Linked DNA regions of Homo sapiens: region 1 is linked to region 2. Evidence: chromatin contacts called from ENCODE Hi-C data. All regions are on one chromosome and are shown on one strand. The core of a region is the stretch at or near the end of the contact, and the rest is flanking DNA. Distances in the headings are between cores, read along the strand shown.

Region 1 (4,127 bases), core at 838-3,337, 2.7 Mb before region 2:
ATTATAGTTTATAAATTGCTAAGTCTTGTTTAGTTGAAAGGGATTATTGTGGGAGAAATTATCCTTCCAGGTAGTTTTCCTTTGTAACTGGTGCCAAAGATAGGTAGAGATAGACAGAGAATGTAAATAGTTAAATGGTCTGTAGTTTCTGCCTTATCTTAGAGGGATGCAAATATAATTTTCCTTTTTAATTAAAAACCTGTTTACTATGATGAGTCACTTAAGCAGAGACTTGAGTTAACCGGTTGAATCATTCTACAAAGCTTGTAAAAGTAATGTTTGAGTAATACTATCTAAAGAGATCATTTTTCTTAACCATTTACTGCCTACATACTAATAATTCAAACATATTTTGGAATATGTTGACCTTAGTGTTTGCAGCTGCTTGCATATGCAGAAAAAATTTAGTATAACATTAATTCATATTTATTTAGTTCATTTTTCTGCCAGATAAGTCTTCTGGGAGTGACTCATTCATCCACCACAGAGATGCCTGAGAAATACCAAACAGCATGTTTTATGGCTGTATTTTGCCATCAGGGAAGTTATAAATAATTCCTTGTGGAACTTTTAGAAGACAATCTAGTAGGAATGCCAAACGTAGTCACTACAGTTAGCTAGTAGTGAGGTTGAAGACCTATTTATTTCCAAACCCTCAGGATGGCAGAGGGTTAAGATAAAGTCTGAAAACTGTCATCCTAAGAAACAGATATTTGCCAGTAACTCTCAATGGCCACATTGAGGTTGCCTAGCAACTTTTTGTGAGTGTGTTTCACTTTGCATTTGCTAAACACATTCTTATCACTACCTAGATCTTCAACCTAACACTGTTGTACTCCAGTCAAAACTCTCTGAGTGGGAATCAACACAGACTTGACAAGGATTTTCTTATGACTACCCCATATCTGGGTGGAGGGGCTGTCAACATTTCTGAACCTTGGAGCTAGCTAGGAGACATGGAACAAGCTTCCTGTAAGTGTGCTCATTCACTCATTCAAAAAAGAGACAGATACCCAGAACTTACTATTTATAAGGCACTGTGCTGGCCACAGTGGACAAAACAGGCCTTTGCTAGGATCCATAGAATATGGAGGAGTTGGCAGGCAGGAATTAGGGGTGGGGAGACAAAGAAGCATGGAGGGGAGCAGAGAGTGCTTCCAGCAGAGAGAACAGCCCCTGGAAAGGCCCAGAAAAGAATGAATGGCATATTGTGAAGACTGAAGAGAGACCACAATAGATAAAGTACAGGGAGCCATAGGGGTAGTGAGGTGAGCTGGTGCCAGATGCTGGAGGACCTTGTCATCATGGGATCCCTTTTCCTCATTTCTTTAAAGCTAGGACCGGTGCAGAGCAGTGCTTCCCAACTGCTCCATGGAATCCAGTGGGGTCCACCTAGGGGCCTCAGAGGGCCTTGGGGAATAGAGGTGGGAAGGGAATGGCTCTGGGATCCAACTTCTGCCTCAGTAACAACAGCATTGCTAATATCCATTTCAAATGTTGGGGATCTGAGTAAGATCACATTGGAAGACAGGGCTCCATGGATTAAAAAAATGATTGAAAGCCACCAGGTCCCCTCTGACTCTGACATCCTTGGATAATAGTATTCCATGCTGATCTCCCTGAGACTATGCTTTCTGGGTTACTGGGTCCTTCGGCTTATTATCTCCTAAGGAGGAGCCCATTCCTGACTGAAAACACTCAGGGTTATGGTGTGAGCAAAGGTCCTGGGACTTGCTAGCCTGTTTTTCACAGAACTTTCAGAAATGGTCCCTGAAATTTCACTTTCCCACTTTCACTGTTCATCTCTTCATGTCAGCAGGAGAGAAGACCTTTCGGCAGGATTCATACCTGCCTTCACGAGGAGTGAATATGTTGTGATGCTGAGTCCCTGCCGACTGTGAACTAGAGCTTTATAGCACATCCACCTCCAGGCTGAAGGGAGTTAAACGAGCATGGGTAGCAACTTCTCCTAAAGTGAGAGCTCTCTCTCTGACATACCGTTAGAGGCTCAGCAAGTATCAGCAGAATTGTTTGCTTTCTGTTTCTCCCCAGCCCCTTGTCCTCCAGACGCTGGCTCCCTAGACCAGCACAGCCTGTTTTAGCTTCTCTCTCACCTGACTCCCCTGGACTTGATTTCTTGCCTCCTTGACCTCTGGACATTGCCTCAAGACCAGGCTCCTGGTCTGAAATTCAACCTTTGCTCACATACACATGGAATCTGCAGACTGTCTCTGCACAGATGGATTGAGGGCCTGGCTCCTCTGATGCAGAGCAGCCTGGCCATCTGCCCAAACCCTCACAGACAGTGGTCCTAATTTAGGGAATCAGTTTGGACACTACTTGACAGCTCTGCCTTCCCCAGCCACTCCCAGCTGCAGCCACTAGATGTCTTCCAGCAGGAGACAGGCCTCCTCAGTCCTCCTGTGCATCCTGACATAAGCAGTGCTTTTCAATGTTTAATGTCAAAAGAATCACCTGGGGATCTGGCCAAAATTATAGGTCTGGGGTGGGGCCAGACAGCCTGCATTTCTAAGACGTTCCCAGGGAATATCAATGTTCATGAACTCCACTTTGAGTAATAAGAAAGAGAATGTGAATAGACTAGCAGCCTCAGCCTCACCTGAGAATGGGATCTGGAATTAGTTTCTTAAGAGTTTTTCACTTATTAGTACACATTTATTAAACACTCTTTCTCTCCGTGGCAGTTGCTATGCTGCTAAGACCCATTCTTTGCTTTCCAAGGAGCTTACAATCTAACAAAATAATATTTCCGTTGCTTAATTCTCACAAGATCCCTATGAAATCATGATTAGTGCCATTTTATACATAAGGAAACAGTCTTAGAGAAGTTAAGAGATTTGTGAAAGATTACACTAACGGGAAATGACAGCCTGGATTCCAGTTAAAACATTGCTCTGGCTCTGGGCCTTCATGCTTTCTAGGATATCTCATGCACCTTTTTCTTGATATTTTTGTGCTGCCCAAATCCATACAGTTGTGTTTCTGCCTCAGTTTCCTTGCCTAACACTTTAGTTGTGGATTAGGCTGAGCTATGCTCCAACCCTCTTCCCCAAATCTTGCTAGAGATCAGGGACCCAGCTCTTTCCAGTCTTTCCTCACCTACCCATCCCCTGTGGGGTCTTCCTATAGATAGTCCAGTTGCTTGGAAACACAAACCGTTGCTCCATGTTGCAAAATAGCTTCTAGGAACTAGCCAGGAAAATGTTCTCTTCCCTCTATAACTCAACCTCATGGTCCTTTTTTTTTTTTTTTTTGAGACGGAGTCTCGCTCTGTCGCCCAGGCTGGAGTGCAGTGGCGGGATCTCGGCTCACTGCAAGCTCCGCCTCCCGGGTTCACGCCATTCTCCTGCCTCAGCCTCCCAAGTAGCTGGGACTACAGGCGCCCGCCACTACGCCCGGCTAATTTTTTGTATTTTTAGTAGAGACGGGGTTTCACCGTTTTAGCCGGGATGGTCTCGATCTCCTGACCTCGTGATCCGCCCGCCTCGGCCTCCCAACTCATGGTCCTTTAGAGCTGCACACTCAGCATCAGGCACTTCAAAACATAAGTAAGCTATGTATTAGGCGTAGTGAACAAAGAAGGAAGTGACACTGATTTATGCAGCATTCATTCTCCAGCCTCTTAACCCAGGGCAATGCACTAATGATCCAGACATCCTTTTCCTAGGGATGGACGTAGCAGCTAGTGGAGCTCCTGAAGTGGCTTGTCCCAAACCCTATCTCAGCTGTGCTAGTCTCTCTGCCAGCGCTCTAGGGAGAGCAGAAAGGGTGGGATAGATTCTGGAGGAGTCGTCTTCGCAGGATAAATGTTACACAGGCCATAGCAGCTCTCCTCTGTGGTCATGGCTTTGACTTCTCCTAGTGCCCGCACTTTCTTTTCCCCTGCCCTGCTAAGCAGGACCTGCTTCTCAAGCAAGCAAGGAGCTTACTTTCTATTGGCTCCCTTACTCATTTAGTTTTCCTGGAGGACAGGGAAAAGGAGAAATCTTTGCTATGGCCTCAACTATTTTATTTTAGAATGGCAGAATTTAGAAATAGGAATTGAGAAATGTATAATTGCCAGTTCTCACTGACCATTGCAATATTTTCTGTTACTCAATACAAAC
Region 2 (4,239 bases), core at 1,671-4,170:
TGCATGTGGGTCAACTATATTAAGTACGAACATGTCAAATGGTTTACTGCTGTGTCTTTACCTTACCATGTCATGTTTTACACCATTTTAGTCATTATTGTACTTATGAAGATAAACAGGCTCTCTTAAACACCAAAGTCTGTTAAGTAGGCTAATTTTTTATTGTACAAGTGAAGTCCTTTTATGTATTATTTTTCGCTACTGCTCTCTCTTGGGAGGAGTCAAATTAAGTGTGAATCCTTTAAGTTTAGTAACGCAGAGAAGCTAAAGAATAAGGACACAAACATTCACCTCCAAAACACAAAACCAGGCCAGTTTGCTACCAAATAACGGAAATCCCTCCCCTCACCCTCGATCCCAACCCAGATTAAGATAGATCCCCCAAAGTGACTTTTACATCTTTTCCTCAACCTGGCTTTACAAAAATAACCAGGAAACGTGTGCCCCCAAAATTTCAGCTGTCTTTTACCAGCAAAGAGCTCATCTATTTTCATCACTGTGTAGCGATATACAAACACAAGTTTTATGTGGTCACTATATTCAGCATTTAGTTTTCGGTTCTCGAAGGTCTTCCGGATCCATTAAAAACCAGCAAGGTTCTTTGAGTGACAACCTGAGCTGCTAAATATTAGGCGCTGTGGAATATTAAATCCCAAGATACGAGGTAATTAGATTTTAAAAATCAATGTTTTTGCCTTAAAAACACAAGTGCTTTAAGGCATTTAATGTCAAGTTAAGCCTTCAACAAGGCAAAAACTAAGTTTTCATGTCCAAGATGTTTGTGGTATCAATAAAAAGCATGTTGAGTATGACGAATGCTTCCTTTTTAAATCTCACACTTAAAAAAAAAAGCTGTTTTACATACACTTTCACAGGAAAAAGTGAACGAAAACTTGTATCTTAGCTGTCAGACTGAGCATGATAAACTTGTTGAGGTCCTTAAAAGGAAAAAGAAAAAAAACCCTTCCTTTTCGTCCTCTTTAAATTATGAAAGGACCACCTGAAACCGTGTATCTTGTGAAGAGGTTTACCCAAAAGAGTGGATGGAACCTAAAGAAGAATGAACCCAAGTCACTTAAAGACTTTTGTTTAAAACACACAACCACGTAGATAAAAATAAGTCTTGGAAACAGATTCTACACCTTACAAAGGTAAATAAAAAAGACAAATACATATTTTATATGTTTTATTCACAAATTTTATAATACCAGTCACACATTTCAAAACCATTTATTAGAGTCAGACCACTCAAGTTTTACACTAGACAGAAACCGTCTCTAAACAATATATTGGTGGTTGTTGTTAAAGTGGCCTTTAAAAAGGGGTTCACTCTGCTAAAAGGAGGCTCATCCTGATAATTGCAATCACTAACAACTAGAAAAAACTAAACCGTGAGTACAAGCTTGAAAAATAAAATGTAGCACTGGGACGCTATTAAAACTCATTGTAACTAAGTTGAACAGTAACTTTACTTAAATGACATATCGCTCCCATATGAATCCACAGAAGAGGAGGACTACAGGGAAATATAAGGTGGCAGAGGACCACTTCTGTCAAGGGGTAAAGAAAAACACTCCTTCGCTATCAGGGAAGGGAGAAAAAGAGAAAAGGAAGAGGAGGAGGGACTGAACTTTTCAGAGAAACTGCAAGTACTTGTTACCCTCTGGGCCAGTTCTCCACCTACAGGTTGGATAAGATCTCCTCCCCCCACCCAAACCCCACCCTCAACCCCACTTGCCCCTATTTTGGGACAAATTAGACCCTCCAATAGGAGAATAAAAGTTTTATCTAGCCGCCCCCACCCCAAAATGGGGCTGACGGGAGTGAGCAGCTGCCTGGCTGGCAGGGAATGGATTCTCCTCTCTTCCCTTTCGCATCATGTGCTTTTCAGGCGCCATGTTGGGCTCCTAACAGGCGGCTGCTCCACTCGGGGCCAAATCCCTATTCCCACCCACCAACAGCTCGCTCCCAGGTCCCCCTTCACCTCCTTCCAACCCACAGAACACAATTACCAAAAAGGGTGCTTGGGGAAAATGGGAGACCCACTCTCCCACTTCCCAGGGAATTAAAATGGCTTATGTTAACTCTTACTTCCCCAAACCACAAACTGCCTTTAAGTCTCCCCCACCCCAAAGGGCTCTATTCAAAGCGTGTGTGTGTCGGGATATACAATGCGGTGGCCTAAAAAGGGAGTTGGAAAGCGGAAGTGGGACTCCACCCTTTATCCTCCCCACTCCCTCCCCCCCAGAGGCCCATGCTCGAAGCCTGGGCCAAAGACCGAGCCTGAGTTGGAGGGGGGTGGGGGGGTTGGAGAGAAGGAACACTGTCCCCCTTGGGATGGAAGCGAGACCTGGGATGAGGCTGACACTAAAATCAGGGAGTATTAGAAGTAATAGGAGGCTGCGGGGTGTATAAAAACCTTGGCGGTTTGGGCCTCGATGAGAGAGACGATCTCCTTGGCGAAGGGCAGGTTCTCCTCGGCTAGAATGGTCAGCATATTGATGTGCGGCTTGCTATTGAAGGTCAGGTCTTCGAGCGATGACTGATAATCCCGACAGGCGTCCTCCCGGGCCCCCGCAGCACCGGCCTCGGCCGGCGTCTGCTCTGACATTGCGCCGCGGCCCCCCTCCGAGGTCCGCTGCAGCTGAAGCTGAAGCCGCTCTGGATACCCCGCCTCCCTTCCGACTCCTCTTCCTCTCCCCGGCTCTCTCGCGGCTCCGGCTTCACCACATGCTGACCGCGGAGGGGGGATGGGGGACGACACAGGGGGAACCTCGGGTATGAAACGCCGCCGTCTCGCGGGTGATCTCCGTCCACTTCCAGCCGCCACAGAAGCTTCTTTCTCCACAGACACAAAATGGCGGCGGCAGTGGCGGCTCCAGCTCCGAAAATGTCTGTGTTCCCAACCGCTGCGTCGTGCGAAATGAACTAGGGGAGGGGAAATGTGCGGTAAAAGGGCGGGGCCACTGATAAAACCAGGCGTGATTGGCTGTCCCGGCAACGTCACGAGCCCCGCCCCCGGCCCTTCCGCAGGACGCCCTGGCACCGCCTTCTTCTCCGGCCTCTACCCGGACTTTCGCAACATCTACTGCTCGGAGGCGCACTGGAAAAGACGGCCCTTCTCATTGGCCGATTCATAAGGGACTGTTCGGTCATTTGTTACCATAACAACCCATTCAGGGAAGCCAATAGGCCTGGGAAGGCAGTTCCCGCGGCCCAACCCAACCACTTTGAGAAGAAGACTCAGCCGTCCCCTCTTCGTCCCTCCCTCTAGCTTCCCAGCCACTGAGCGGGCCTGTCAATCATCTTTCCTCCCGCCTGCCCCGTAGCTGCTACCGACGGTGGGGGTTGGAGGGAGCGGGGGTTGGAGGGAGCGGAGGCTTTCTGCCGCCGCACCCCCTCTCCCTTAGCGTCTCAGGTGCTCTGGAGAGCCAGGGCGGGTCCAGCTGCCCCTCTGGGAACTGGGAAGTGGGAGGGAGGTGCCCAATTTACCCGGAACTTCGGAAAGCACTGCTGGAGAGTTTCTTCCAGCACGCCGCTTCCCACACCCACAAAAATACCTAGGCGAGCTTGCCTGACTTGAATCCCCAGGAAAATGCCTTTTATTTAGAGATTAAGTGTGAAAGGCTTTTTCCTTGGGGGTTTGGAGGAGCTCTTTAAGGAGCCCACTATGAGCTCTAGGAAGAGTTTTTCACAACAGCCACACCCAGCTGGACCGTAATATCTCCACTGTGAATCTGCATTTCAGAACCTCCTTAGCATACACTATTTGGGGCACGTAGGAAAACACACACGCGCATGCACTTTTGTTTTAAACTTGTGGGGCTGTCTTCCCAGGTTGGAAATGATGCTCGTAAAACACACAAAGCTTTCAAATAGTTCACCGTGGAGCTGCGACATAACACAAACCAAACGTAATTTTTTCATTGAGTAGCGATATTGACCTAAATATAAGCTTTTAAAATGTGTCAATTACGGGCTGGGCGCGGTGGCTCACGCCTGTAATCCCAGCACTTTGGGAGGCCGAGGCGGGCGGATCACGAGATCAAGAGATCGAGACCACCCTGGCCAACATGGTGAAACCCCGTCTCTACTAAAAATACAAAAATTAGCTGGGCGTGGTGGCGTGCGCCTATAGTAGTCCCAGCTACTCGGGAGGCAGAGGCAGGAGAACCGCTTGAACCCGGGAGGTGGAGGTTGCAGTGAGCCGAGATCACGCCACTGTACTCCAGGCTGGTG

What was found. Hi-C counts contacts between places; a loop is a spot of excess contacts on that map. Pooled maps may share reads with other maps.
Region 1: a pooled map shows a loop between it and region 2 (2.4-fold over the local background). The contact joins the enhancer-like site here to the promoter of PCF11 in region 2. A Hi-C loop is called at or near these places in 3 of 50 pooled maps.

Annotation. Positions count from the first base shown.
Region 1 is chr11:85,824,536-85,828,662 of GRCh38, reverse strand. It overlaps a transcript of SYTL2 not described here. Among named protein-coding and RNA genes, the nearest start is that of SYTL2, 15 kb to the right of the region's middle. Within about 2 kb of position 2,087, at least 10 of the 41 ENCODE cell types and tissues checked have a DNase peak (open chromatin) inside an H3K27ac peak, as active enhancers do.
Region 2 is chr11:83,155,812-83,160,050 of GRCh38, reverse strand. It overlaps PCF11 (PCF11 cleavage and polyadenylation factor subunit), which reads right to left and starts at 2,920. Exons shown (of 16, transcript NM_001346413.3): 1 at 2,420-2,920. The coding sequence starts at 2,611. RefSeq lists silencers at 1,755-1,814, 3,265-3,344 and enhancers at 2,615-2,864, 2,161-2,950, 3,015-3,064.